Regions from separate parts of the Homo sapiens genome. Here region 2 is linked to region 1. The links are chromatin loops, found by intact Hi-C in ENCODE. Cell type or tissue: OCI-LY7. All regions are shown on one strand. Each heading gives the region's core, and the rest is flanking DNA. Links, peaks and the distances in the headings are about the cores only.

Evidence for each region. Hi-C counts contacts between places; a loop is a spot of excess contacts. Peaks named below come from ENCODE experiments on the same cell type or tissue, not always from the same donor. Only the 100,000 strongest peaks of a DNase experiment are listed, where the experiment ranks them.
Region 2: a loop joins it to region 1, with 2.4 times the contacts of the local background. A loop is called at or near these places in 1 of 110 quality-filtered maps.

What each region holds. Positions count from the first base shown.
Region 1 is chr14:59,347,488-59,363,531 of GRCh38, reverse strand. DAAM1 (dishevelled associated activator of morphogenesis 1) reads right to left here. Exons shown (of 25, transcript NM_001270520.2): 17 at 15,909-15,993; 18 at 10,900-11,006; 19 at 9,568-9,656; 20 at 8,199-8,367; 21 at 4,028-4,135; 22 at 2,670-2,730. Among named protein-coding and RNA genes, the nearest start is that of GPR135, 110 kb to the left of the region's middle. In OCI-LY7, for the core only: CTCF peaks have their summits at 7,982 and 8,187; DNase peaks (open chromatin) are centred at 7,041 and 8,151; H3K4me3 peaks cover 1,819 bases; H3K27ac peaks cover 2,400 bases.
Region 2 is chr14:59,142,579-59,158,622 of GRCh38, reverse strand. It overlaps LOC107984642 (a long non-coding RNA gene), which reads right to left and starts at 479. Exons shown (of 2, transcript XR_001750928.1): 1 at 439-479. In OCI-LY7, for the core only: no CTCF peak of the experiment used is centred there; a DNase peak (open chromatin) is centred at 10,112; H3K4me3 peaks cover 746 bases; H3K27ac peaks cover 1,976 bases.

The DNA.
Region 1 (16,044 bases), core at 7,003-9,502:
TTGTTCTAAAACATTTTGTTATACTCTAGTGCCCCTGCCCTTCCTCCCACCATGCCAAAGCCATGCCCATGTGCACACGCATATTTGCAAATAGCAATTTACCAACAATCTAAGTACTTGATCTATGTGATTTCTCTTTCAGGCTTTAGAAAGCAAGCAGATTTGCATTTGGATAAAATTAATAGAAGTTAAACAAATAATGGGGGCAAACTGAATTTTAAGGGTTTGTGAGTGAAAACAAGAGACTCTGCTTGTCAATATTCCATGCTTAGAATTGTGGTGCCTTGATTTTTTTCTTTCCCTCTCAGCCAAGTCTATTTACTTCTTAAACTGTGGGATATGGGTAGTAGAATTTTGGCTGTAGCATTTGGCACCATAATGTACCATTTTTCTCTTGTCCATACCATATTGGTTTTTGTGAACAGGCCTGTAGGGGAATTAGTCTCTTGTTAATTATCCATATTTCCATTATCACAGCAATGAACGCAGATGATTCAAATCTAATGTTAATGGTTAATTTAATCATTGCCAGATGCACATTCTTATTTAAAGTTCACAACATCCCTATGAGTGAGGGATCACTATTCCCATTATACAAACATATAAATTAAGGTTTGGAGGGCTATATTACTTGCCCTGAAGTAGTGCTGACCAGTGACAGAGCCAGAATTTGAACTCAGGCCTGCCTGACTCCAGAGTCTTGGTAATAACTATGTTGTATACCAATTGACTTAAACTGGATTCTCCCTTATTTTCTTGCATTGGCAGAGATCTTCACAAGCAGGAGCGTAGTCATCACAGTTTATCAGTTCTGACTCAGCTCTACCACTGATTTGGTTCTTAACCATGGCATGTTGCTCTGGGCCTCAGTTTATTGATTTTTTTTTTTTTTTTTGTAAGAGGGCAACATCCACATCATCACTACACTCAAATGAAATAACGGAAGTGAAAACTCATCAATTATGGAGCTGGCACTGATTGGAAGAAATTGCCATGATTCCAGTACTTTAGCTTGGAAAGTGAGTGTATCTGTGTTCAGTGTGGGGACGGGAAAGGCATTTGAAAGTGTTTCATTAATGTATAATTTCATAAATATTCATCTTTGATACCTTCAAACAATATAATTAATTTGTGTAAAGCACAATTAGAACACATATATATTTGGCCAGGCGAAGCTCTGCCCCCACTATTTTCTTACAATACTACGTCACCTCCAAGGGTAGGGGAGGCTTCTATAGCCCCTCTCCTATAAAAAGTGTGATGCAGTGTATATGACCCAAGGGATAGAGTGATTTCAGCAAAACTATCCTTTAATAAAGCAACAACACAAAATTTCCCCAGAAGCCTCCACCCCAGGCCTTGCTCTGACCTGGCTCAGAAGCAGGGGTCAGAGCCAGGCTTTAGGGCCATCATAATGACCATGGACCCTCTGGGGCTGGGAGAAAAAGTTCAATCAGTAGAATTTTTTTTTTAATACTGCCCCCTACTCCCTACATTAAAAAAAAAAAAAAAGGAAAAAAACCTCACATGCTCCTTAATTTATTGAAAAAAAAATTAGACATTGTGACTTTAATTTTTATTAGAGGTATGTCTTTAATTAATTCAACTACTTTCTATGGCAGTTTTGTGATTCAAAAACGAAAAGAAGGGAGAGTCCTCACAGCATTACTGATAAATGATCTGAAGGATACTTATGAGAGGCACCTTTCCAAGCTGCCTGCAAATCCGTCTCCTTCACCCAGAGCAGGCCCAAGCTATGGCTGCTTTGAGCACAGACACCAGGGACGCTACTCTGCCAGCCTGTTCTCATCCCTGCCCCCTCTCTCGCTGGCAGCTGCATCTGCAGAGTACCCGCAGGGCACTGTGCCAACAGGCACGTTTCATCCTACCAGGTCCAGTCTGCCAGCCTGACTGGTTTTCCTTCCTCAGAGGCCTGGGCCCAGGTTGTCTTGTATGCCTGGGATAACCTCCCTCTATGCACCTAAGTTTACCCTACCCTCTTAAGCCATAGCTCAAACAACTTCTTTTCCAAAAGAGAAGCTTCCTCCAATAGGGGCCAATTGTTCCTCATGCCTCCAAAGCACCCTCAACCCGCTGCTTCCTTAAGGCACCTCCGTAATCACTCTGCTTATCTGGATGCGGCCAGGCTGAGGGAAGTGGCTGCTCCGATTATTGCAACACCTGGAGGACAAGGATTCTGAGTCATCGTGACCCTCAGCTAGAGCATGTACTACACTGTCTGCTTAGTAAATACTCCCCAAAGGACCAAGTCAAAAACAACTGAGAAGTTCTACAGAGAAGTTCTACTGCTCTACCGAAAGTGAACACCATATATTAGCAGCACTTGGAAACTGAGAGCGTCCCTGAAGATCATCTAGCCCAGCCCACTCATCCTGATGAATCCTGCCTTACAGATAAATTGGTGGCACACTAGGTCCAGTTTCCAGTTCCTGCTGCAGTGACTTATCCACGACCCCTGCTGCCTGCAATCAAGTTGCCAGGCTGAACATAACCTGCCTTTGCTTCTTGTGGTGGTGGTTCTTATTTTTTAATCAATAAATGTTTATCCCGGGCATACCACATGCCAACACAACCCATCTGCTGAAAACCACCAGCACTAGAGATAGTGAAGAGACCAGGAATTAGAACAACAACAAAAAAATACTCACTGTCTCTACTGCTTTCAAGCCACTTCTCAAGGTACTTATTTCTTTGTCCAGCTCAGTCATGCTGTTGTAAATAGCAATGTTTTAGCAATCAACATGTGACTTACACATATTAAATATAAGATGGGTTTAAATATTTCACGCTTGGAAGTCCATCCTATTTTAATTTAAATGTTTAAAATTCCCTTCCATGCTCAGATCTCAAAGAAAGACAACAGTATTTTAAACTCATGAAATGTAGGTATAAAATTATGTTTGTTTTCTGTAGCCAGCAGGTATATTTTACAGGTTAAAAATAGAATAGAAATATCTTCCATCTGTACAAAAATATTTTATGTTTCAAACTCAAAAAAATCTCACTTCAGCAAATTACTTCATGTAGAAATAAATCTCTTGCCATACTTGGCTCCCTTTGAAAACAGAAAGAAAACAAGTTCATCTGCAATCATGTTCACATTGTACTCTGTATAATCAGTGTTCTGCTTTTCACTAAGGCCCCAATAATATGACTATTACAAGGTAATGGCTTAAGTTGCAATCAAAAATGATTTTTCTTAAAGTTGTATTAACTAGTTTTTATTTTCATCTTTTTTTTAATAGAGAAAGGTTCTTGGGCTTCTCCCATACACAACACTTTCTATTTCATGGCTTTTAAACATTAGAGATTGAAACTTAATTCTCCCAGATAATTTACAACATATAAAGAAACTCACCAATACTTCATTTAATTTCATGCCTTATTTAGTATATTTCCACCAGATTCCATGAACAGAGGGAAAAAATGAGCCTGCTCATTATACTTTTCAAATTCACTGCAAAAAGATGCAGTTTATGTTTTAAAAAAAGAGCCAAAAGAGGGAGGGAAAAACAGCAAGGAAAATTGCCTGCTTCTCAGTCTCTGAAACGTGGTGTGAAGTTTGTGGTAAAAGTTTGGCAACTTTCCATTTTATTTTTAGTTTCTTCATTTGCATAAAGAATGCTTCCCATTAAAGAGCCGCCTTGGTTTCTGGGAGTATGTGTGCATATGTGAAAATTATTGCAATGTTCTGACACTTAGGTCTTCTATTTGCTTAGCCATGCATCTTTATTTAACTAAGGTGCTCCTACCTGTATTTAAAACACCTGCCCTTTAAAAGTATGAAAGTTAAAAATTGCATGCAGTATTCCAAAGAAGCTAGAACAAACATATATTCAAAACCTTGTAATACATTTGAGTGACTTGGATGAGATTCAAACTTTATTTCATACAATGATCAGGGGAAAACAAATAGAAGGACTGACTTCATGCAGTGCAAACTACCTCAATGGCTAACACACAATCCAAGTGATTTAAGAAACTAACACTCACTGTAAGTACTTACTTTACTTTCGCAGCTTGAGGAATATCTCGCAATTCTTCATTTAGATTGAGAACACTGGGGTACTTATTTTCCACAATAGTGATGAGATAGTGCAAAAGGGTAATGTTTCTACAATTGAAGAAGGGAAGAGTATTAAACATTCAAATTATTTTCATTTAAACTACATAAATATATGAATAGTTAATATCTGCATATGATTTATATGCTCAAATGGTAGAACCCACAATAATGCTATATTACCTGCATTAACTTCAAAATTTGGAGGATCATGTAAGGCAGGGATTCTCAAGAGACAGGAATAATGGGAGAGCCTCCATGGGGATTGCATAGATATATGTCAAAAAGCACACAATTTCTAAAAAGAGGATAAGAATTACATTTGTGGCCCATAATGAGCATCTTTCAAAATCTGGGTAATGTGATGGGTGATCTAAGTGAATCTGAACCACTGCCAGTGGAGACAAGCTCAAGTTTACCTTCCCAGTGGATCCACCCTAAAATGGGGTGTGCCCTGCAGGTTTATAACTAGTAGGCTTGGGTGGAGTGGAGTGGGGTGGGGTGGAGAGTGAGGGATGTTTATTCCACCGAAAAGGGCAGCTATTCTTAAGTCTAAAGTACAGAGCAGCAACTCACTGATGACAATTATTGATACTTTTTTTTTTTTTTTTGAGATGGGGTCTGTTGCCCAGGCTGGAGTGCAGTGGTGCAATCTCAGCTCACTGCAACCTCCGCCTCCTGGGTTCAAGTGATTATCCTGCCTCAGCCTCCCGAGTAGCTGGGATTACAGGCGCCAGCCACCATGCCCGGCTAATTTTCATGTTTTCAGTAGAGACAGGGTTTCACCATGTTGGTCAGGATGGTCCCCAACTCCTGACCTCAGGTGATCCACCCGCCTCGGCCTCCCAAAGTGCTGGGATTATAGGTGTGAGCCACCGTGTCTGGCCTACTGATAGTTTTTAATAAGGTTTCACCCAAAGGGTGGTCAGAAAGTTAGAAAGCCCCCTTTCTCTGGGCTGAACCTGGAAGTGGGCCATAACTGCCACCATGTGATATCCTAGCAGCCCTGAATCCACTTCCTAATTTAGCAACACTTCAGCTCCTAACTGCATAACTCTTAGTAGTTAAAACAGTTGGTTGTGCCAGCTCCCTCTCTGGTGGTGACAGGGCTGAACTCTGACTGACCTGGATGGAAAAGGCCAGCAAGTAGGATAACAGTATCTATTAGGCAACACTGTGTTGGTCTGATCCCATTGTCACTGACTGCTACGCATTACAATCACCTGGACTCCAGATGCCTGGGCTAACCCCAGAGATTCATTTAATTGGAATGAGGTGGAGTCAGGCATGGGCATTCTTTAAAACTCCCTGTTGATTTTATCAAGCAACCAGGATCAAGAACTACTTATCTGTTGAAGTTAGAATTAGGAGGGTAAAAATACATTCCTTTAAAAAACATTTCCATAATTTAGGCAGTTTGCTAATTCACAATGCTAAACCCCAGTATTCCAACTCACCTCTAACCAAAATGAATCAGAGTTTTCAAACAATTTTCTTTACCCTTGCATTTCATAGAAACAATGCAATCCTTAAATCCTTATTTTTCTCACAGTCTCTCAATAGTTAGAAAACAATTGCCCACCAAAGCAAAACAGTGGCCAACAATTTTGGCCACTTATTTTTCATATGTTCAGCTGCATCCTTCCATTTCATTTTTTTTTTTCTCTTTTGAGATGGAGTCTCGCTCTGTCACCCAGGCTGGAGTACAGTGGTGCGATCTGGGCTCACTGCAACCTCTGCCTTCTGGGTTCAAGCGATTCTCCTGCTCCAGCCTCCTGAGTAGCTGGGACTACAAGCGCATGACACCACGCCTGGATAACTTTTTCTATTTGTAGTAGAGACGAGGTTTCACCACGTTAGCCAGGATGGTCTCCATCTCCTGACCTCATGATCTTCCGGCCTCGGCCTCCCAAAGTGCTGGGATTACAGGTGTGAGCCACTGCACCCAGCCTCCATTTCAATTTTGCTCTTCACAGAACCTACCTGTCATCTGCCCATGTGATTCTTACCTAAGGGGTACAAGGAGTGAGCAAAATGCCAGCCACCATCACAAGAAAGAGTGAGGCTATTTTTTTCATTTTTTAAAAGAAATGCTTTGCTATTGAGAGACTTCTTACCTAAGGGGTACAAGGAGTGAGCAAAATGCCAGCCGCCATCACAAGGAAGAGTGAGCCTATTTTTTTCACTTTTTAAAAGAAATGCTTTGCTATTGACAGACATTTCAATTAATTGCATTAACCATACACATCTTTCTTGCTATAGAAAGGTTTAAAACCATGCCTGAGCTTCATTTGTTTGCGATCCAAATAATACCTCATTTGACTAAATGCAAATTCTTAAAAGAAGGAACAGCAACAGCCACACATTTGATTCTTCCCTGCTCATTACCAGTAACTGAGCCTTCAATGCTGAGTGAATGCACCCTTCCTGCTGACTGTCCCACCACCTACACTATCTGATTAGATTCAACTGAACAACGTTCATGGGTGACTGCTTACAGGCAAAGCACTTTGCTAGGCATGCAGGTGTATAAGGTGTGGGCGCTGCATTTGGGGACCAAATATTAAAGGCAGAAAAAAAAGAGGAAACAGAAAGATCAGAAATAGTTGCAGATTGTTCTTTTGAAAAGGCTTGTACTTTATGTAAATTCTGTAGTAACCTCAGTAAATAAGCAGATAATCACGTAAGTGCCAGGTTATTGGTAAGTATTGGGGATGGGTGATTGCTTTTGTGTGTGTACAGTTGAAGAGAATGCCCTTCCTTAAAAAGGCTCTTTAGACACAAATAAGATCTTCCATTCCCTACTTCAACCTCCAAATAAGATCCTTCTGCTGCTAATAGAGCTGTGGATGGACCAACAACACAGGTGTCAAATACCTGTAAGGCCGAATACCTTGCTTGTTGTAACCATAGGCAAGCTGAATGAGCCACCTGACCCTGAGTCAGTTTCTTACCTGACAACAGGTGACAACAGTATTTGGCTTGTGTACTTCACAGGCTAGTGGGACAATCAAATGTGAAAGTGCTCTGAAAAGGATCAAGTGTTTACATTAAAAATAAGGTGGCAGGGCTATAACAACAGCTGCTCTTCATTAATCTATCTCTACACGATGCAAAAACAACAAATTAACACATTGCTTATTTCTTCTTGGATGGATTTAAGGTTGCCAGAATACTATGCTTCACGAACCCTATAGAAAATATAGGGTAAAAGCCCCTATTAGTTAGAAATAATTAGGGTGAACAGCCCATATTTCTAAAAAGAATTTGGGTATGAAGAAGCTTACCTTAGAAACAATTGTGCAAGTTCCTTTGAAGTCAGTGTGAACCTCAGAGAAACAGAGCTCTCAAGGAAACTCAAGTTAATATGCCTAATGACCCTACCCTGTTAATGACACAAGAACGTTTTCACATCTTGGTGTCTTTAATGAGAATCTGTTCACCTAAAATGCAGCATTGAACACTTTCTAGGAAGCATTTTAATGAGACCTGCAATGAGCAACTAAGTATCAATAGCCAAAATGCATTTATACATAAGTTTTTAATATAGTTGCTACCTCCACTGTATAAATAAAAACACAACCTAAAAACCCCAAAAGCTTCATATTCTAACACCAACTATCGGTTTTTTTCTTTTCTGTGGAACACAGTTTTCTGTAGAGGGGTCATGGGGAGATGTCGAGTGCTGGTAACATTCTGTCCTTGATCTGGGCGCTGGTTATGCAGGTGTGTTTAATTTGTGAAAAATTATCAAGCCCAGCATTTGTGATGACTGACCTCTTCTTAGTATATTATAATAAAAAGTTTACAAAAAATAATTTTTTAAAAAGGCAGGACAAAACAAAAACAACAGCAAAACTTAGAACAGATGATGTCCCAGTGGACCAAAAATGGATGAAGGATAATTGGTCCAACAGGAATGTGGGAGATGCCTGCGGTCATGAGAGAGGTTTAGAGAAGAGTCAATGTCAGAGAAGGGAAGAAAGTAGTGAGAAAGAGAAGTTCCAACTGAAGAATGCAGTGTCATGAAGGCTGAGGAGGACCAGAGAGGCATAAATCTGAGCCTGGACCTACACACCTGGCTCCCCCAAGTGTTGGAAGATCTCATACTTACTTGTCGATGCTGGATTTTGTGTCAGCAATTTTGTTTAGGCTAGATATCTTGAATCCATATGCATTCCCTCTTTGACCTTTATTCATATAATTTCCAAATGCCAAAACCACCTCCAGCAACTGCTTGAGGGCACCACTCCTAAACACCTCTTCTGAGCCAGAACGAATTGCTTCAAAACAAAACACATAAAAACATGATTACCAAGTGTTTCGTTGTTTGAAATCAAGATGTTTCAGTGATACCCATTCTAAATTCACACACTTAATAACAGATATTGAAGATGTAAGACTGAGTTATTGGGTTACCAAGAGCACTTTCAAAACGCTTACACCAGAAGCAAAGAACAAGGACAGGGAGAGCCAACTCAAGTTGTTACCAACACCCATAGACAGCTGCAAAATCCTATCCTTTCTCAGGCCTTTCTTGGCTGACTCATCAGTCATAAGCACTGAGGAATATCTAGAATAGCAATCCCATCTCCAAGATTTCTTTACAAACACTTACTTGTCTGGTGTGAGTCAGGTTAACAGGAGTATTGATCAATTCCACTGACAGAAAACTAGTTAAATGTGTTACATGTCATAGCTTGCAGGTGTCATAACAGGGATCAGAGCTTAGGCAGATGCCTGATTCCAGCCTGCGTTCCGTGGCTGTGCTCTTCAGTTGCCTTGCCCACATTTCAAACATTTACAAATTTTAAAAATCAAACCATACAACAGCCTCAAATCTTCCCTTTAAAAAAGCTACTAAGGCTCTGTTGTGAGGAAGCTAATTACAGGTTTAATGCTAGTAGCAGTGAGATTAACTCCTCACCAACACCCTCGTAGTCAAAAGCCCAACCCTGTAGAGGAGCCCAGGAGGCGTGCTGTGAGCTCCGAGACTAGGGCAGTGCATCAAGCACTGACCTTAAGTAATCACCCCTCAGAATTTTAAAAGAAAGACCTTGAGCCAAAAAATAAAATAAAAAATCACCAGGCCAGGCGCAGTGGCTCACGCCTGTAATCCCAGCACTTTGGGAGGCCAAGGTGGGCAGATCACGAGGTCAGGAGATTGAGACCATCCTGGCTAACGTGGTGAAACCCCGTCTCTACTAAAAGTACAAAAAATTAGCCAGGCGTGGTGGCAGGCACCTGTAGTCCCAGCTACTCAGGAAGCTGAGGCAGGAGAATGGCATGAACCTGGGAGGCGGAGCTTGCACTGAGCCAAGATCGCGCTACTGCACTCCAGCCTGGGCAACTGTGCAAGACTCCGTCTCAAAAAAAAAAAAAAAATCACCAAGGGGATCTTGTTTACTATATGCACTTGGATTGCACTTTTAAATGGGTTGTAATGATGAACATCATTTCCAATCTAGACAGCTTGACTTTACCTTCCACTTTAGGTTTCACTTCTGCCACACGCTCTGCAAACTTCTTTTTGAAGTACAGCGATTGCAACCTTTGCTGATAGTGATTAATTCTGTAAGAGCAAACATGTACTAATTGATATTCATTTAATATATCTAGGTTCACTTAATAACAGATATGGAGGTGGAGGTACCTAGAAGCACCTCCCCCAATACCCACCCACTCCCCCGACACACATACATTAGTTGTTCTCATGGACAGGAACACAGGACATTAAGCCAGCTTTGCCTGGAGAGCCCATTTTGGTCTGACCTACAGGGGCTACTTGGCCAACTGCAGCAGAGTCCTTAGCGCCCATCAAGGCAACTGCTAAAAGAAAGTGGGAGCCTGCTGCTGCTGCTGTTGACTGAAGCGCATCTCTCCTCCCTCAGAGTCCCAGGAACTCTTTTGAGCATAGAAGAGATAAAAGGGAATGAAAATGTAAAGAATACCCTACTGCAAATAAAGGACAGTTCCGTACACTTCTCCCAAATTCCAAATTTCTTAACTTTCCATTTTACTTTCCAAAGTAAAAACTGGTCTCCAACATCCGCTTCCCACATTGTCCTCTCCTCACTCCCATCTGCAAACCTCCCTCTGTCTTCATAGTGAGCACCCTCTCTACACCCCTAAAGGAGAAAACTGTGCCCTGAGGTTCACTGAAAGTTTCAGGACCACTGGTCCTTCTCTAATGAGGAATCAATTTTCTAGGCCTGAGATAGCAGATCGACTTAGCTCATATGCCAAACCCAATTACGAAGCTGTGGCTGCCTCAGGGCTTTCTGGAGAAGGGTTCAGAGAGCTTGCCAAGGCTCCGTGGGAAGAGTGCCATGATTGATTAGTGATGTCTGCATGTGTCATGATCTGACATCTAGACCCTGGTTGTTCAGTTATGGGGGCTTGAGGCTGACATTGTCAGAGTCTGTCCATATATTTTTTTTTCTTTTTTTTTTTTTTGTTTTACAACCACCTTGCCATGCTAAGCTACTTGGAAGTATGAGACACTATCCCAAGAAATCAGACTGGTGAGGAGAATGATACTGACTGGAATCAAGAAAAGTTATTACTTGATAAGGCCAAAGGGGCCCAGAAATAGAGATAATTGTGAAAAAACCCTCACCGTGGCTCATCCATAGACAAGAAGTGACATAAACAGAACAAATTCCACATCACTCAGACTTGAGAAGATTTTTAGAATGAAAAAGCTTTCAAGTTAAGCCAGGTTAATTGGCCCAAACAATTCAACATGAATTGAAAATTCATGAAGCTTAGAAAGGGAAGTGACATCTTCACATTCCCAGCATTTTCAAACTCACCGGCTCATCTCAAAAAGGAACCTATCAGCCTTGGCCATCCGATCCAGTTCGTGTTTATGTTCCTCCAATAGGTCAATGTCACTTTTTTCAGGAACAAATTTCAAGAGCTGAAAAGTACACACGAATATTAAAACTGAGGTTTATCACTTAAATCCATGTAGTAATTTTTCACCCTTTCAGTTAATCTGTCCCAAGATAAAATGTTAACTCTTGTTGAGTGTATAAGCTCTGCTCACAGGTTAAGATACAATAGAAATGATTAAATCTTTTCATTTTTACTTGGAAGTAGTTAAATGGGTATAAGATTCATTCCTGGCACCTTTCTGTTCTCTACTGCCTCTCAAATCAGAATTGTGGGAGTTCTCTACTGGAACCTCTTTTTCACAGACCACTAGAAGGACCTTAGGGAGTCAATGCTCTCATCAGAATATGATACAACTGAGGTCCAGGGAGAGTAAGCCACTCACCCAGGATTACAAAGCAAGTGTGGGTAGTGATTAGAAATAGAACCTAGGTCTCTTGACTCCCAGCTCTGTGCCTTTTTCTGTTACATCATGCTGGAATGAATAATTCCATTTGTAGTTTCCATTCCATTTTCTTATTTTTCTGGTTTATCTAATTCAATCTTTTTTTTTCCCCTTCCATGCAGAGCTGGGTGAGAGGAACACAGTGGGATTTGATGTTTTTAATTTCGTATTTTATTTTGAAGGAAGAAATGAGCATGGGATGTGGAAGAAATAGTAAAATATTTAAAACTGAAACAGTGCTTCTGTACGTGTCTGATTTCCTTTCAAGGTACACACGTTTTGGATGTGTATGCAAGACCTGTGGACTCATGCTGTTTTCTAGATCAAATGCCCTTAACTTTTTTTTTTTTTTAAAACATTGACCTTCTTGACTTTGAGGCTCTCCCCAGAATTTGATGCTGGAATTAGACGATCCATTTAGTAGGTTTTCAAATGTTTGTTGGATTTAACTGAGGGACCTCAGAAAAGGCAGTTAGTCTGGGTGTCATCAGCAGAGAGAGGGAATTGGAATTACAGGCAGGTGTTGTGTGAGGCTGGAATACATTCCAGGCAGAGTGTATACTATGTGCCGGGGTCTGGAACGGGCAGCACAGCACTTATGCAGGTGGAAGGGCAGTGGTAACATCAGTGGGAGAGGGCAGGGCAGGGTAGGCAAAGGCAGGGAGTAGCAAGGCCTTATAAGAAGTTCTGTCTTTACTTTGAGGGCACTGGGACATACCTTAAAAATCTCACGTAGGAGAGTGAGTTTACGTTTTTTTAAAAAATTGCCGTGCTTGCAGGATGGAAAAAGAATTAGAAGAGATTAAAAATGATTAGATAGTGGTATAGTAAGTAATCTAGGTGAGAGATGATGGTGGCCTGGATAGGGTGGAGCTAGTGGACAGATTCTAGAGCTATTTATGAGACTAAAATGGAACTGGCTTGACTTGATGGATTGTGGTATATGAGAGAGGAAGAGTCAAAGATGACGCCTGGGCTTCTGGCTTAGGCAACAACATAACAGGGAACATGAATTGAAGGAAGAGAAGGCTGGAGGTAGGGTGGGCCGGGATGGGGAGGAGAAGGTGAGTTTAATGTTCAAAATGTTTGCATGGAAGCAAGTAATGATTTCTAGTAGGCAGCTGGACAAATGGGTCTGAAGCCCTAGGAAGATGTGTTTGGAAGCTGAAGCATGGCATTGGTTTTAACAGGTAGGTTACTGAAGGCACAGGTGTCAGTGAGATTAGAAGAGGTGCCATCAAGAGAAAAAAAGCAGGGCTGAAGAGAACCAGCATTCAAGGCGCCAGGACAAGAAAAGGAAAAACCTTCAAAAGGAGGCCAAGGAGATGCAGCCAGAGAGGCCTGCGTGGCTCACAGGGCCATGGGAAGACAGCATTTCAGCATGCAGCCATGGGTGCCAACACCCCCAAGAAACTAAGAAAAATGAGGGCCCCGCAGTGTCCCCTGGCTCCGGCAACAGGGAAGTTGCAAGTGCCCCTGAGAAGAGCTCTAGGGAGGGGAGGAGGACAGTGCAGCAGAGTGGGTAGAAAGTGAGCGTGGATGGCTTTCAAGACTCTGGCTGCATCAGAGAGAAGACAGTAGCTAGATGGGGATGTGGAGTCTTGAGAGGGGCATGTGCATAAGACGTGTGTGTGTGTGTGTGTGTAAGGGGCGTGTGCATGAGGGTGTGCATGCAGGGGTGTATGCACACTGTGTGTAGGTGTGTATGTGTGGTATATGTGTGCAGATGCTGTATGTAGGGGTGTGTTTATGTGCTAAAGGCTGACACTTGAATGAGCTAAGAGTAGAGAGGGCGAGGTTGCAGATATAGAGAAGGGGGCAGTCAATCCAGCTGGGGTCCTGACTAGAAGAAAGGAATGGGGCCAGAGCGAAGGGAAGAGACATCCCCTCCATCCTAATGGGACGGAAGTGGGGGAAGACAGAAGTAGATGCCAGGGAGTTCATAGGTCTGGGGGCCTGATAGCTTCTAGGCATTTCTGTTCCTGAGTTCAAACGGTGACACTGTTCAGGATGTATCTTGTTCTTTCTCAGTGCAGGGAAGTAAGGGAGGAAGGCAAGAAGAAGGGAAGAAAAAGAGAGAGGAAAGCATCACCCCAGCCTCCCTCAGCTTGGATTTTTACCCATTGGGCAAGGAAACTGAGTTCTAGCCTCAAGGATCCTTTCACTAATTTGCTCAGTCCCCTCTCTCCCTGCAAACTTGTGCTGAGCCCACTTGTCCCCTGTTCAGAATAACACAGTCACTACATCTCTTTTGTTACCTAAAAGTGCACAGTAGGAGCCACACTAAAAACTCAGTCCCCTCTCAAAGGAGAGTTGTGTAAAGGACTGTGCGTGGGTAGTTTTAAGAGAGGATCAGGAGTCAAGCAAATATCTGGGAATAAGGATAAAGATATGTGTTCCGAGGAAGAAGAGCGTATAGCTCTCTCTCTCATCTGAGATCAGAGCTCAGCAGCTGCAAGCAGCAAGAGAGGAGGGGATGAAAGCAGCCACCAGGCACATCCTAAATCGGAGTAAGGAAATGCTGGCATCAACACTTGTCTGGGAAGAGTGTTGTATAGAGGAAACGGAAGTAAAGAACAAATAGTAAAATGGGGAGGAAAAGAAAGAGCGTGGGAGATGACCAGAGAGCAAGACACACACAGAATTATCAGGACAGGCCAGGTCAAAAAATATCCTACTTGTCCAGATTCTGCTTCAGTAGACTGGTTTTATTTCTTGCATTTATTTGAAGCACACTCTATTTGCACTGCAGGCCCTTTTGGCAAGATTTTGAAATCCTTTCCCTCAAGGAGGAATTTTGCTGGATGCAATTCCACAGTAAACAGATCTTGTGGAATTTTAAAACATACAACCTTGTCAATAGGAGCTGAAGGCAGGAGGACTAAAGTGGCTTTACACATAGTCCTTCACTTTGGGTTACCACATTGGGTGCAGCAACTCGAAGGCAGGGTCACCTGGGAGGGGCAGAGCACTGCCTAGACCTCCACTGTCCCAGAGCAAAGACTCTGTGTGACTGGTCTACAGCAAGGGAGGGAAGGGTACGTGAAGGAGCTAGAAAATGCTCTCAAAATAAATTTTGGGTTCAGGAGATACTTTTAAACCGTTCATACACAGAGAACCCCAAGAGACTTGAGAACATAATCATTAACTATTTTGATAATTAAATAAAACCTTTAAAGGACAGCATGAAGAGTTTCTCCATGGCAAATGTGAGGGATTTCCCCCAGGACTATTCCAGCCGCAGAGGTTGCAGGGGCGGGGCTGGTCCATTAGGGAGTGACTCTGCAAACATCATTCCTCCCTGCATGGTGTCTGAGACCTTCGAGGACATCAGTGAGAACCATGGAAAACACACGTGCAAACAGACAGGCACTCTACCCAGAGCAACTTCACCACTCAGGATTACTGTTAACAACACAAAATACCCTTATTCTCTGCTCTTGGAACAGGGCACACCTACAGATGCAACCTGGAGTTCAGTCTAGAATCATAGTTGCTTGTGCCCACAGCTGACCTTAGGTAGACCTGGCTCTAACAAACGTGGACTTATTGACCAAAACCACTCAAAATGTGAGCCCATCCCCAAAACAATGAGACAGAAGGATGGAACGATCTTATAGCATTCAGAGACTATCACCACAGAGCACAGAAAAGTTAAGGCCCAGACCAAGGGGCAGGGGGCAGAGACAGGTGAAAATCCCTAGAATATGTGCGAGATCAACAACATTGTTATTTGGGGACAACCAGACAAAGATGCCAAACAGCCCATGATCCCGTTGGAGAGGCTACAAAGAAATGCTATAGAAATACTGGCTGCTTGGTCATGGATAATAAAAATTATAACAAGATACCATGGGCAAAGATGTAATCTGACTGGGTGTAAATCCCATTCTTGCTACCCCTGGCATTTAAATTTACTGCTATTTATGACACAAGAGGGGGCTGTACAATGTACGGAGGTTAAGACTTAGCCCCAAGACATTTACAACCTGTCTTGTGACACGTATGTGTATTTAGATACAGATGACAGTGTTAGGGGTTTAAAGGTCATTTTCATGGTTGTGGGTCTGGTGACCAAGACACAAATTACATTTAGAGTTTAGTAATGAATCAGTTTTTGTAGTATGGTTTGCAATCTCACAGTGCTAGTGAGATTCTCGATATTCCTGTGAAACACAGATTTTCTTCTAGAGCTAGATTTATATGATTTACTGAGGTATAATGACTTAATTGCAGCTTGAGGGATGCTGTGGGTCCCAGGCATTTGACAAACTTGATCTTCTTTCTCACCCATCAGTTTGGGAGGCAATGAGAGAATAAGGTCATTAAGTTTCCTAACAGAGTCACATGGGAACTTGGTTCAGCCTCCTCAATTCATAGATGAGGAAATGATCCACTAGCAACAACCGGATGTTCTCAACATCCCTCTCCCTGTTGATGGTCGCTTTTCACTTCTGCTCTCAGATACATCTGGTAGCTCACCTGTTCCAACATGTCCTTGGGCAGATCTTCCTGTTCGTCCATTGTTAGAATTGCCCGTTTGATTTCGTCATTGGATAATTTCAACCTGGAGAAAGAATATTTTGTTATTAACCATATTGGTTTGAGTATTAAAATT
Region 2 (16,044 bases), core at 8,671-11,170, 210 kb after region 1:
ACCTGAAGGGGTTATGAGAATCTCTGAATTTGTAGCCAGTCACTCAGAAGCGTGGGTATCCCAGGGACCCTTGAAGTGTGGCTGGCATCTGCAGTGAGAGTAGTCTTGTGGAGGGCTACTTTCTGTTTCTAGAAAGAAGCCTAGAGATAGCCACATGTTGAGGAAGACCCTTACAAAACTCTGATGAAAGGATTACAGAAAAATAAATATTATTTCAGTGGTTTATTTCACTAATTCAATCAAGTAATGATAACCCTAATAATAATAGTAATTAACAGCAATAGGCTGGGCAGGGTGGCTCATGCCTGTAATCCTAGTACTTTGGAAGGCTGAGGTACGAGGATTGCTTAAAGACAGGAGTTCGAGACCAGCCTGGGCAACACAGCAAGAACACATTTCTTAAAAGAAAAAAAAATAGCCATGTGCAATAGCATGTACCTGTTGTCCCAGCTACTTGGGAGGCAGAGGTGGGAGGATTGCTTGAGGCCAGGAGTTGGAGGCTGCAGTCAGCTATGATTGTGCCACTGCACTTCAGCCTGGGCAGAACAAGACCCTGTCTCTAAACAAAAATAAAAACAAAAATTTAAAGCAATAATAGCCCATAGCTTTTATTGAACTCTTACCCCATATCAGGTACTCTTTAAGCATCGTATACATATTCCAAAATCATCTGGTCTATTGCCTCCAATTTAAAGGCTCCTACACAAGTGCCCTTACAAAATACACAGGCTTATGACCCCCTCTGAATCTGAAGTGACTGGAGAAGGAGGAGTTCTATTCAAGCCAAAGGTGACCTTGTGCCTATATTCTGAGGGCTGCCACCATGAGGAAGAGTAGGCTCTGGACTCACAAAGTTGCCTTTACCTGGCTAGCCAAGGCATGTGCTTTATGTCAAAGAGGAATTAACAAGATTCAGTTCTGGCATTAACCTCCTAAAGTTGATGCAGACCCCACAAGTTGAGGGCTCAGCCCTTCACAAGACTACCCTCACTGCAGATGCCAGCCACACTTCAAGCGTCCCTGGGATACCCACACTTCTGACTGACTGGCTACAAATTCAGAGATTCTCATAACCACTTCAGGTGTGATAATTCATGAGAACAACTCACACAACTCAGAAAAGCACTACACTTAGGATTAGAGTTTCATTATAAAGAATGGAAATCAAGACTCTCTCAATGAAGACACACAGGGCAAGGTCTGGGAGGGTCTCGAATGCAGAGCTTCCATGTGTTCTCCTTCTGGGATCAGGATGTGTCACCCTCCTGGCACATCGATGTGTTGATCAACCAGGAAGATCCACTGAACTTCAGTGTCTAGAGTTTTTACTGAGGCTTCATTACATATTGAATCATTGGACACACAGCTGAACTCAATATCCAGCCCTCTCCCATCCCCAGAGATCAGGAGATTGGCTGATATCACAGGGCTTAAAGCCTCAACCATCTAATCACATGGTTGGTCTTTCTGATATCTAGTCCCCATCTTGGACCTTCTCTGTCTCATTAGCATAAACTCAGGTGTGACCCGAGGGGCTCATGAAAATAATAAAGACACTGACCACCGGGGAAATTCCAAGAATTTTAGGAGCTTCCTGCCAGGAATCCAGGACAAATTATTTATTATACAACAATACACATTATTTAATTTTCCCCTCACACCAGTTTATGAGGTAAGAATTATCTTCATTTTATAGGTAAGAAAATGAATGCTTCCAAGATGTATAGACTTAGTCAGTTAGAGATGCAGGATGTAATCAAACTCAAGTCTTCCCAGCCTCAAAGTCTACCTTCGATCCATCTTAGCCATTAAGGAATATTGCCTTACATATAAGCCCCTAATATATCTTAAGAATGCTTGTGTATGACTATGTACACACACACACACACACACACACACACACATTCTGAAGCTTGTCATCCTTAACTAATATGGGAGAGAATGCTAACTAAATCCCCAAATCCATTCTCCTTTGAGCAGGGAAACCCTTGTGTTTTAGATGGACACCTGACTGTTCAGTGTCAGAATGACATTTCCCAGCTCCTTTGTGTCTAGCTGTGAGCATATGTGATGTATGCAGTTTCCAGAGCATGTCCTTGAAAAAGAGGTTGGTTGCCCTCTCCTTTTTCATTCCCTGCTTCTGAGTCTGGTGCTGCTAACGAACCACCATCAGTCATGAGGCTGAGGGCAACACCTTAACAGAAGGTGGATCAACAAAATAAAAGCAAACCTGCCTCCCTGTCTGTCCTTGAAACAGAGCCACCTACTTGCCCCAGAATGCTCAACTATTATACCTCTGGGCAGTAATGTGTGAAAAAAGCAAACTCCCATCTTACTGAAGGCACTGGATTTGGGGGTCTCTTTGTTACAGTATTTTGGGCTCTATTCTAACCACCACAACTACTAAGATAAAGGCTTCCTACAGGCTTCTAGCATTGCATAGTAGTGGGAATACTTCAAATGTTCCTCTTATTCAGCATTGGGGTCAGGCTGCATTCCTACCTGTGGTCTCTCGAGTGCTTAGCTGTGGATTGCTCTTGATCTATCCTTGTTTTATCAGCTTGAAATGCTTATGTATTGAATTGTTTATCTTCAGGATGAAGCTCGTTATTTCTTCTGTATAAATGTAGTTTATCATATGACAGTTACATTCTTTTTCCCATTGTGAAACTCTGCTGATAAACCTCGACATGGAGAAAAAAAAAGGCTATAAACTTTTCTTCCCACAGTAATTCAGACTTACACTCAAAATGCTACTTTGTTAAATATTATTTGTGCAGTTATTGTTTTGTATCATGGCCCTGTCCCTAAACTGAGTTTGGCCTGACACTAAGTTAAGCCAGTTTGGTAACTTTTGCTCTTAGAGTTTAAAGTTTGCCTGGAACCAGTATCCTTGCCCTTTGTTTTTATTTCTTTTCTATAGGCTCAGACACACTTTAAAATAGAACCTATCCCAATGTATCTCATTGAAAAAGAAAGAAGAAATCTAAAGGACACTAGATCACAATTTTTTTTTTTGAGATGAAGTCTCACTCTGTCACCCAGGCTGGAGTGCAGTGGCGCAATCTCGGCTCACTGCAACCTCCGCCTCCTGGCTTCAAGTGATTCTCCTGCCTCAGCCTCCTGAGTAGCTGGGATTACAGACGCATGTCACCACACCCAGCTAATTTTTTGTATTTTTAGTAGAGACGGCGTTTCGCCATGTTGGTCAGGCTGGCCTTGAACTCCTGACCTCAGGTGATCCACATGTGTTGGCCTCCCAAAGTGCTGGGATTATAGGCGTGAGCCACCGTGCCCGGCTGGCACAATTTTTAAATATATAAAGTTTGCAACACACACACACACACACACACACACACACACACACACACACACACACAAGGATTACCTTGTCCCCCAGCCTTTTTTTTTTTTTTTTTTGAGACAGGGTCTCACTCTGCACCTAGGCTGAAGTCCAGTGGCACCATCAAAGCTCGCTGCAGCCTCGAACTCCTGGGCCTGAGGGATCTTCCTGCCTCAGCCTCCCAAAGGGCTGGTATTATAGATATGAGCCACCAGGCCTAGCCTTGCCTTGGCCTTTTAAAAGTCAACTTTTGTTTGCCCCAGTGAATTCTTTTATAGCTGCACATTAAAAACAAATATTAACAACATGGTATGGGGCTATTTTTAAATTGAGTTCAATGAAAAAACAGCACACATTTTCAGTGCTAGCCTTTTCTTTCCGAAAGGTCTTTTATGGAAGTAGTTTAGTTTGTGGATATTTGAAACTTAGAGAAGGTGTGGTTATTTACATAGTTTGGGATTCCCAAATTACCTACAGTATCTAAAACCAGAAAGATTATTATATGTATAAGAGTAGACAAAATGAAGTAAAAATCAAAGTTTTTTACATTCTGTTTGGGTTTCAGAGGGACCATTTCATGGGAGTAGATGAAAGAGTAACTCTTTCTGAGGTCTACATATAAGATCTTCAAAGTACAGTCACATTCATATTAGAAAGGCTAAGATTAACCAGTCAGAAAGCGTATTGCAAAGTATGCAGTAAACAGGAAGGCGGGGAGGCATTCTTTCAAAGGTGGGGTGCCCAGTTGTTCTTCCTGTTTATCTGTCATGGGAAAGCAGATAACCATGGAGAGGGCCACTGAGAAGCCTATTTTATTCTTTTTCTTCCATATTTAATCTAATACTCTTTTACAATATAGCATTAATGTGAACTACTTTCATCAGCTAGATTTTATTCATTTCTGGCTAAGGAAAATGTTTTTGAAGTGGAGTAGGGAAAATGAGAATGGCAGTATTTATATATATTATTTTATAGGATACTTGGAGAGGGTGTGAAACCTGAATGGGGTTTCAATAAGAGGTTTTGCACAATGGATGATAAGTTGAAGCTCAGTATAGAAAGTGTTGTGTAGATGGTAGGCTCAGGGTCAAAAAAAGAGGTGAGAAGGCAGGAAAGATAAGCCTCCTCTTATTCAAGTAAATTTTGTCAAGTCTCTGATGGTATCAGAGGTTCAACAACCTCTGGCTTTGCCTATTACTATAAAACACCCTCACCTTAGCATCAACTGTTTAAAGAAGGCAGAATAAACATCAAGAAAGGTTTTTTTTTTTAATTATGAAGGTAGGCTTAAAAACAGATTAACAACGCATAGCAAATGTTGGTTGCATATAGGCTGCTTGTTGTTGCTATTAGAAATGCAAGTTTGGTGAATTAAAATTGCATGGAAGCATCTTTTTCTTTAAACAGTGTAATTATGGTGGGTTCATCTTTATAAAATGGGCAAATGAAATGAATAACAGCCCAATTTAACTAAAATATTCAGGACATATAATTGTAGACCAAATTGGTTTATTTTGGCTTAAACCATTTGAATAATTACGTTAGTTCTTCCATCGATTTAAATGTGAAATCAATCATTCTGTCAACCCATGCATTGTTCTGGAGTTTCCCAACTCTATTCTCCATACTGAAGGATTTACTTACCTACAACTGGTAGGCATCAGCACTTAGAAAACCCTCTACCATTACAACATATAACATTATTAACAAGTAAAAGTCTGAGATGAGTTTTATGCATAAATAAAAGCAAACCACTGGGGAGATGATCATCTATACCTCCGTTGATGATACTCTCTCAGCCTTGGGCAAGAAAATGATCAACATCATCAAATATTTATTGGCACCCGTAGGAGTGCTGCTTCTGCACTGGGATTGCCGCCTGCTCTCTTCTGGGGGTTAAATAGAGTTGAAACTTCAACCCCTCAAAGAAAAACTAAAAATTTATGTGTGAACTGAGCTTTAAAAATGAACATTTTTGCATACTTCTATCTATCATATACACACTTATACTGGAGTCAAACTCAAAACTCCAAATCCTTAAAACCATCAGAAGGTATATTTCCTTGTTTAAATATCAGATGATTGAGAACTTTCAGACTATGATTCTTTTGAATTAGAGTGATGATGAATGTTCAGGGTTGAGGGAAGCAGTCAGGGCTCTGGATAGTCTATCACTGCTATCAATTTTATGTTTTTATACATGTATAATATATATAATGTTATATATCATAATATTTTATATATATATACTTAATCATTATATGATTCTCCTGTTGATACCTTATCCAGTTTTAAATTTTTCTGGGCATTCTTTTTTTTTTTTTTTTTTTTTTGAGATGGAGGCTCACTCTGTCGCCCAGGCTGGAGTGCAGTGGCACGATCTCGGCTCACTGCAAGCTCTGCCTCCCAGGTTCACACGATTCTCCTGCCTCAGCCTCCCGAGTAGCTGGGACTAGAAGCACCTGCCACCACGCCTGGCTAATTTTTTTGTATTTTTAGTAGAGACGGGGTTTCACTGTGTTAGCAAGGATAGTCTCGATCTCCTGACCTCATGATCCGCCCGCTTCGGCCTCCCAAACTCCTGGGATTACAGGCGTGAGCCACCTCATTTCTGGGCATTCTTAGAGCCCATCAATAAATAACTTTATTCTCACTGAATTTTCATCAGTTGTGTGTAATTACCTGCCCTCATCAGGTCAAGTGAAATTCCAATACTTGAGTCTTTTCTTCATAAGAATAATTTATTTCAAGACTATTCTTCCTCCTCTGGTTGTGAGATCCACGTTGGTGATTTGGAATGGTTAAACTTAACCAGGACAGCATGGGAAAGACTAGAAAGGGAGATGGGCCTGGGATGAGCCCTACTTACAGACACAGTGCCAACCCTGGGAGGCAGACCCTGCAGCAATGCTGGGAGGAAGCCAGGTAAGCAGAATGAATAACCTGGAGTGTTCACAAAAACCACTAGCACAGCATGTTACAAACATGAATTCCCAGACCCCACAGCTAGAGAGAGATTCTGATTCAGTGGGGTTATGTGGATCAAAATAAACCACATTTTAAACAATACTCCAGGGTGATTCTGCTGCAGGTGGTCTCTGGATTACACTTTGAGAAATACTGATCTAGTGGGTTACAAAATAGATGACAGCTGATAGGAAAGTCAATTGGCAACAGGAATGTCACATCCTGGGAATGGGGCATTGTGGGGGCTGGACAGAGCCTTGGCTGAGGAATTCAGATACAAACAATATTTTGAGAGCTGAACTGGCAAGCAGTGGCAGTAGGAAAGTCCCAAGGATCCCATCTCTAGCCTTTGGAAGAAGGGCTGTGAAGAACCAGCCAGTGCCATATCACGGAGGACAAGGGCTCAGGCCCAGGGGACAAGGCATCCATCTGACCCAGAGCATCAGGGGAAAGATGGGGCTTGGACTAAAAAAGAACTCCTGTTATGGGTTGAATTTTGTCCCCCCAAAAGATATGTTGGAGTCCTAATCCCCAGGACCTCAGAAGTCAAGCATAAGATTACAGGGGTAATCAAGCTAAACTGAGGTCATTGGGGTGAGCCCAAATTCAATATAACTGGTGTCCTTATAAAAAGGAGAAATTTGGATATAGAGACAGACACCTGGAGGGAATGTGGATGTGAAGACACATAGGGAGGAGACAGCCATGTGAGTGGAATGGTGCGCCTGCAAACCCAGGAGAAACAAGGATGGCTGGCAAACACTGGAAGCTAGAAGAGGCAAGGAAAGTTTCACCCCAGAGTTGTCAGAGGAAGCATAGCCCTGCCGACATCTTAGTTTCAAGCTCCCAGCTTCCAGAACTGTGAGATTGTACATTTCTGTTGTTTTAAGCCACCCAATTTATGGCACTTTGTTACTGCAGCCCTTGCAAACTAATACAACCCCTGTACTTCTTCCCTTCCCCATCGCCACTACCCTGGCTCCAGCCACATTACTCTCTGTGGCAGCTTCCTGATGAATTCCTCCTCAAAAGCTTTGCCTACCTCCTCTCCATTCTCACTTCTGTGGCCGGAGTGGTCTTTTTAAACACAAACTGATCAGTTTATTTGCTTGCTTCAAACTTGGTTTCACTTCCCATTTGTCTAGTTAAGGATAGAGTCCAAACTGCATAGCATGGCTTATGGCCCTCTTTGGACTGGCCCTGCCCACTTCCCCATCCTTGTCTTTTGAGATTTACTCTGTTTCTCTTACCCTTCACTCCTCATATTTACCCTCCAAAACTAACAGTTTTTAGAATATGTCATATTTTCTTTCCTTCTGACCTTGGTAGATACTGAATCCTCTGCTTAGGAGTCTTCTCCTCTGCCTCTTTTGCTACCTAAGTCATACCGCGCTTTAGGTCTTGTATCTATCAGTGCTCTCCAGATAAACAATAGGTTAGATGGATGGAGAGATGGAGAGATTACATAGATCGGTAAGAGGAGATTTATTATGGGAATTGGTTCATGCGATTATGGAGGCTGAGACGTGCCACCATCTTCCATCTCCAAGCTGGAGAACCACGAAAGCTGATGGAGTAATTTGGCCCAAGTTCAAAGGCCTGAGAAACACAGAAGCTGATGGTATAAGTCCAAATCCAAGGCCAAAGGCTTGAGAACTGAGGGGGCTGCTGCTGCAAGTTCTGGAATCCAAAGGCCTGAGAACCAGGAGAACTAATGTCCAAGGGCAGGAGAAGATGGATTCCTCAGCTCAAGAAAGAGAGAGAGAATTCACTCTTCCACTTCCTTCTTGTTCTCTTCAGGCCTTCAGTGGATTAGATGATATCCACCCACATGGATGAGGGCAGATCTTCTCTACTCACTCTACTGATTCAAATTCTAATCTCTTCCAGAAACACCCTGACAGGTGCACCTAGAAATAATGTTTTCAGCTATCTGGGCATTGCTTAACCTAATCGAGTTGCACAAAATTAACCACCATGGGCCTCATTTTGGATGTCATTTCTGTGACACTTGGATTTGATGTCCTTCTTGAGTATTCACAGCACCATGTAATGCCATAGTCAGAGCTTGTGCAGTACTGGGTTGTCACTGACTGCTTACTTGTTGGTGCTTGACCCACTAAATCTAAGTTCCATGAGTACAAAAATCAGACCAGTGGTAGTTCCGATACCTCTACAGGAGAGAATTTGAGTAACAATCTAGTGAAAAGAAGGGCTAGGAGTGGCCAGGCACGGTAGCTCACACCTGTAATTCCAGCACTTTGGGAGCCCAAGGCAGGTGGATTGCTTGAGCTCAGGAGTTCAAAACCAGACTGGGCAACATGGTGAAACCTCATCTCTACAAAAAAGACAAAAATTAGCCAGGCATGGTGGCTCACATCTGTAGTCCTGGCTACTTGGGGGTTTGAGGCAGGAGGATCGCTTGGGCAGGGGAGGTCAAGGCTGCAGTGAGCTGTGTTTGTGCCACTGCACTCCAGCCTGGGTGACAAAGTGAGACGCTGTCTCAGAAAACAAAAACAGAAACAAAGAAGGACTAGGAGTTTATTTGTGTTGAGGAAGGGGCTAATGGAGATGATGGTATATCTAAGGCCTCCCGAAACTATCCCTTGTATTGCCTCTAGCAGGCATTATATCTATCTTGTTTACTGCTGTGTCTGGCACATAATGGATGCTCAAAAATGTTAAGTACACCAATGACATTGAATACATGGGAAGTTTCATGACCAGTTATGCCCAAGGTCAGAGCCAGATGAACTAATTTCAAATGGAACAGAAACATCTTAAAATTCTTCTTGCCTAAGCTCAGGATTGGTCGTAGGTAAGGTAGGCTACTGGAAGAAGAGAGAGGCAAAGACTAGGAGCCAGGCTAAGCTCCGTCATAAGAAAGGCTGACTAGCTGTTCCTCATCAGTTCCTCTGACCTTGGTCTTTTCTATTGTTCATTGAAAGTGCAGCTTTTATTACCTACTATTTACCAGCTGCTCACTTCTTTTGTAGCGAAATGAAAGAGCACCATTTCTCTAAGATAGATAGTCTATGTAAGAATGATTTTATCTCTCTCTAAAGATGCTTTGCACAGCACTCACACTCTTGCATGCTTATTTAATGGACTTGCCTCAGGCATGGCCATTCCAAATCCCATGAAATGGTATCTTTTTAGGGAATGGTAACAACAGCATTAAAAGGGGACATTAAAATAGAAAGGGATTGGAAGGGAGAATAAACATAACTGAATGATGGCTAGTGAGGGCAAACTTTGGAGGAAGGATTTATATGGATTTTGAAGAGAACTAGACTTACTAAGAGCATAGAATCCTGACAATTACATTGTTAGATAGCCACAGGAATTTATTGAGTATCTTCAAGGAGTAGTATCTCAGAAATTAAGGAGGACATGGAAAAGGAGTGAGAACTTTCCTAAGCACATTGTATACATTAATGGAATATATACAATGGGAAAAATTTATGTGTAGCTAATACTGCATTTCTATGATGTATATTTGGGAGAGAAATAGATCAGAGGAAGAGACTAGCAGCCACGTAACATTGTACTGTTCCCTGCATTTATCTTTTCCTGTGGAAATGTAGGTTGCTCTCTGGGCCAGGAAGGCAAATTGGTTTCATCTTAAATGCCATCTAAGAGAGATAATAGCTCATATCAGCAGTAGTGGTGTGGGGAAGAATTCTGAGAGTACATCTAGGCTCACTGCGAAAAAAGTGTCATGATAAATTAGTGATGTCTGCCAGTTAACGGAGGGAAAGGAGGGAGAACAAAGGCATTATATATTTGCATAAACTTGCCATCCCTGTTCTAGACCATTGGCAGAAATCTGAGTATCCTCAGGGGCTTTCAGTTTCTATTTTCTTCTTTAAGTATAAGCCAGAAGTTTGCTCTTCTAAGACACTCTTTTGATGAGATAAAAGATCTTGTCTTCAAGTTTGAAAAATACGAGATTCAATGAAAAATTCACATATACTTATCCTAATTCCCAATTCAATAAGATTGCTCATTAATAATAAAATAAATTTTTAAAAATGCTTTAAAACACCTATCAAATATTAAAGATGAAAAAAGGGAAAGCAGCATTATTTGAGAAAGTTTAGGGAATTGTATAATCTCATACAATACTGACTAAAGTGTAATTTGGTATAACCTTTCTGGAAAGCCATCAGGTAATATATATTAAGAGCCTAGAATATTCATATCCTTTCATTCAGTGATTTCAGTAACCAAAACTTATCTTAATCATGTAATCAATTAGAAACACAGATTCATATTTAAAGATATTTAATACACGTTGTTTTTTTAATAACAAATAGTTGAGAATAACCTAAATATCTAACAAGATGGGATTGATTAAATAATATTATGTACAATTAGCATATTAATATGGCAGCCACCAAAAAGTCCTCAAAGATTATTTTTTAAAAAAGTTGATATTATCTATTAAGTGAAAAATACAAGCTAGAAAGTACAATGTAGAGTATGATTGTAATTTACTAAACACATCTTTTTCTCTTTAAGAGTGTATGTATTAATAGTGTCACAAGCACATGCAGACACACACACACGCACACACACACACACACCACAGACTGAAGGGACATATCCCAAATATCAACAGGGATGATGGGTGAATTTTTATCTATTTTTATTTTTTGTACTTTCCGATTTTTTCACAATAAAATGTAAAAAAGGGAAAGAAGATAATTACTTGTTAAAAATTTACCAATGTTCCAAGTTACCTTTGGGTGGTCTAGCCTGTCCATTTATCTCCAGCTAGGACGAACAGAATTCTTTATCATAGTTTGCTATCTCAGCATACATTGTACAAAGCATGCTACAAATAATTTTCCCTGTGATTTCTATAGACAAAGGGATTGTAACATTGGAGGGAAAGAGGGGGCATAAATAATTAGGGTAAAGCCAGGCTGCAAGTCATTGGCAAAGCCTTAAAGAAAATTCAACACTCCAGCTTTCTAGCCCCAAACTTGAATCCCTCCACCACACTCTGTTCTATTGTTCAAACTCATTTGGCTGTCACATGCCCTCTAATCAGTTAGAATTCAGTCTTTGCAGAATTGGAACGTGAATGAAAAGGTTTTTTTTTCCTTCTGTTTCAACTGCTGTTGTTGAAGTCATCTCCTCTGAGGCCTTCAAACTAAATGGCTTTCCAACTTTAAAGAGCCCTCCTATTATGTGTGACTACAGATTGCTTGCATCTGGACTTGCTTCATGTGGCCATTTTATTTCCAGTCAACATCAATGTTAACTTTGTTAACATGTTAATATTGACCTATTACACATCATTGGCGTATGTAATTTTGAGGTAACAGATACTTCTAGATCTAGATTTTGTAAGATAGTTATCTTACTAGTTGCTGCAAGTGAAAATGACAAAATGAGGACTTCTTTTTATATATAAACAACTCAATTCCATCAAATTGGTAGAGCTGGTTATGGGTAGAGAGGCAGCCTATTTGTGGTGTAACAAAGAAGGAAATAATAGAGCTGGAAGCACAAAAATCTGTCCATTCTTTGTCTGATTTAATCTCTAACTTGCCCATAACTCAAGTTGTTCTTTTCAGTTTTCTCAGAGACCGAGTGTCTCAACTGTAAAACAGCATAATTTATGTCCTTCACATAAAACACAGGATTGGGCTAGGCAGCTTTGTCAAAGTGAAGATTAGCTCAAAGTTAACACAAACGCCTTGCAAGCTCTATCAGCTTAGAAGAGTATATCAAATAGTAAGGTGTTATTAAGTGACTTCAACATTTTGATTAAAGATAATACTAATACATCTTACATTTGCATAAAACTTGCTTTTGGCAAGGCTCAGTGGCTCACTCCTGTAATCCCGGCACTTTGGGAGGTCTAGGCGGGTGGATCATCTGAGGTCAGGAGTTGGAGACCAGCCTGGCCAACATGGTAAAACCCTGTCTCTACTAAAAAATACAAAAGTTAGCCAGGCATGGTGGCGGGTGCCTGTAATCTCAGCTACTTAGGAGGCTGAGGCAGGAGAATTGCTGGAACCTGGGAGGCGGAGGTTGCAGTGAGCCGAGATTGCGCCATTGCACTCCAGCCCCGGCTGACAACAGTGAGACTCTGTCTAAAAATCAAACAAACAAACAAACAAACAAACAAACCAAACCAAAACAAAAAAACCTTGTTTTTAAAGTAATATAGTAAAGTAAAAATGTGTTCTCTGTCAAATTTGTAAAATACTAACTTTTAAAAAGCCTTTCTAGGCATTTAACAAATAAAGTAACATGAATTTAAACACTATGGGTGCGTTTTATGTGAATTTGAATTATTTCAATTTAAAATTGTACAGTATACAATAAACTTTTCTTTAATGCACAAAATTTTAGATCATGAGAATCCCCAAATTAAACATTAATCACAAATCACATAATTTAAAAACTGGCAGGCCCAGTGGGTCATTGATACTCTTTCATGGCATGTGATGGCTTCATTTTAGCTGATAAACAAAAATACGTTTTCTGTCCCGTCAGGACTAGTTCTGAATGATGCAGCTCTTGAGATAATATGAGTACTAAATTAATCAAGGTGTCTGGACATATATTCTTTGTATATAACATGCTCCTATGGCTTATATAAAAACAACTATGGGATATCAAGCATTTATTATCTAAGATGTCTCACTTTAAGACTTTGAATTAAAATTTAAAAAGGAAGCAGATCAGGCAATGCCAGTGTCTGCAATCAGCTAACCACATAGTTCTGAATTTGTAGGAACACCAATTGTCTGGCCTATACTTTTTAAGAACCATAGTAAGACTCTGACACCCTTCTTCCAGCACAAAAGTAGTTTATTTCTAATCCCAAACAGGCTCTGATGACTCTGAGATGACATTGACTTCCAATGTTCCATTTCTACTGTGCTAATGGCTTTTTAATGCCTAAATCCAAAGAGCTATATTGGATCCTCTTTTGCTTGGCTTCCCTGTACATTTCCTTCTTGAACTGCCTCCCTTTGCTTCCTGAGTACAGCACTCTCCAGTTCTCCTACCACTCAGTCCTCTGCCTCTGTGAATCTCCTGCCTACTCCTCTTTCTCCACCCGGGCCTTAAATGCTGGTGTTCCACAGGGTTCCAGCTACTACTTTTTTTTTTTTTTTTTCTCTTCTAACACTATAAACCCTCCCTGAGCGATTTCACCTGTTCCCTTGATTTTAACCTCTATCCACATGGTAATGACTCTTATGACTATCATTAGCTCTGCACACATAACTGAATGACCCCAGGCACCAAAACTGAATTCATTGTCTCCACTGGCCTCCAGAGCTTGTTCTCAGCCTTTTTGTCTTCCTGTACTCTCCCTTCTGTCAATGATACCACTCAGGCTCCAAGCTAGAAGACACAGGGTCATCCTTAATAACTCCTTTTCCCTCACCTCTTACTATGCAGTTTCTCATCTACACTTACTAACATTATTATAAAAATATATTTAAGGTTGGTTCCTTTTCTGCATCTCCACTGCCCCTGCCTAAGTAGGGGTTTTCCTCACGTTTTGCCCAGACTGCTACAGCAGCATCCTAAGCAGTGTCCCTGATACCAATCTCTTCCTCTACATCGTCCATTCCTCACTCCACTGCAAAGCTTTATAAAAAACAAATCTGATTACTTGTTAAAACTTCTGCTGGCTGTTTGATCAACAGAAGTGTTTGAATGAATGAACAATGGATTTCTTTAGTAGAAAGTTCACATTGTATAATAATGAAGAATTCATATTCTGGAGTCAGACATGGTTTGACGCAGGAGTTTTTTTGTTTATCATCTGAGTAACTGTGGACCATCTCTCTAAGCTTTAGTTAGACATCTATGAAAATGAAATAAAAATATTACCCACTTCATAAGTTATTGTGAAGATTAAATGGGATAATGTGTGTAAGGTACTTAGCATAGTAAGTGCTTTGTAAATGGCAACTATAATAGTTATTATTAGACTCTCAGACATGGGGGCTCAGTTGTTTTACTTAGCACTTTTCATGAATCCCAGTGTGACTAAGCTCAAACTATAAAACATTTGAATTTACCATTATTTCCCTCAGCCTTGTGACCCTACTGACTGTGTAATATTTTTCCTGATGCTTATTCATTGGTAGAATTTTATGTAATATAGTTTATTTCATGCAAGGTGATTTCATTACTGTGGTACTTTTCCCCTGATTTTTGAGTAGAACTGTATCTAATCCCTTAAAACTTTAATAAATCAGATTCTGGAATCTTTTTTGGGGCTCAATTTTGAAACAAAATGAATTTTTTTTTAATTCAAAAGATTAATTTACTCTATTTCCTTGTGTACATTTAATGGAAAAATATACCCAAACTACAAGACAAATGTGCTGCAAATATTTTTTAAATTTAATAGTTAAAATACAGACATATTTTGCATATTACCTTAAAACAGTTTCTCCCGTGACCAAATTAGTTCAAATCCTCGTGAAGCAACATCCATAAACTCATCCAGACGTTTTTCAAAAGCTCCTTTTCATTTCACTGTAATGTACATTTCACTGTAATGTACAACCATAATGCAATAACACAGGTAGAAAAATTTTAGAGCTGTTAAAATTGATAGCAGCCATTTCATGTTAGGGAAAAAGAAATGAAGTGGAAGGCCAAGGTGTGGCTTGTTATGCCATACCAGTGTATACTTGGATTTCCCAAAGAGCTGATTATATAGAGAAGGATGGGTAAAGCAGAAAAAGGCATTTTTAAGAGGGCTCATTGGCATCACCTATGTTTGATTTGCGCTGGATGTACCATGCAAATACTTAATGATGTTTATTTATACAGAAAAGAAAAACTAAGTTTTCCAAATGGCCATCAGTCATGTAGACTCTTTTCCCCCAGGGTTATTATTTAGGAATGAAAGTCTGTTTTAGTTCTGTTTGGTTGCAAATACATCTATTTGATCAATTTGCCAATGCTGTCATTCTTTTGGGGGTGGGGAGGAGGTGAGGGTGGCGGGAAACATTGCAAACCCTGCAAAGGTGTTTTAGCAGTAGCCTTTGGGACTTCTTTTTTGTTTTGTTTTTGAGATAGAGTTTCGCTCTTGTTGCCCAGGCTGGAGTGCAATGGCGAGATCTCAGCTCACTGCAACCTCCACCTCCTGGGTTCAAGCTATTCTCCCGCCTCAGGCTCCCAAGTAGCTGCGATTACAGGCATGTGCCACCATGACCAGCTAATTTTGTATTTTTAGTAGAGACAGGGTTTTTCCATGTTGGTCAGGCTGGTCTCGAACTCCCGATCTCAGGTGATCTGTCTGCCTCGGCCTCCCAAAGTGCTGGGATTATAGGTGTGAGCCACCGTGCCCAGCCTGCCTTTGGGACTTCTTTGGAAGCCACATGCACTGAGTAGCAGTCTCTAGTGAAGCAGCATGAGATTATGGGAAAGGGTACTAGATTTTGTTCAAGTCCTGGCTCTGTTCCTATCTGTGTGATGTTGGGCAAAGCACTTTCTCTTTTTGAGCTCACATTTTATTCTACCCTATCTGTAGGACTTTGATGTCTGCCTTCTTAAGGCCATTCTTTAAAACATCTTTTCAGAAAATTTCTCTCTCGATTCTTGTATCCTCCTCCCCCCACTTTCCTTTCTTCCTTCTTTATTTTCTTCCCTTCTCTCTTTTCTTTCCATAGGTTTTATTAATTTAGCACAATTTAAGCTTTGTATCATTTGAGAACATGGTAAAGATTTTCATTCACTTT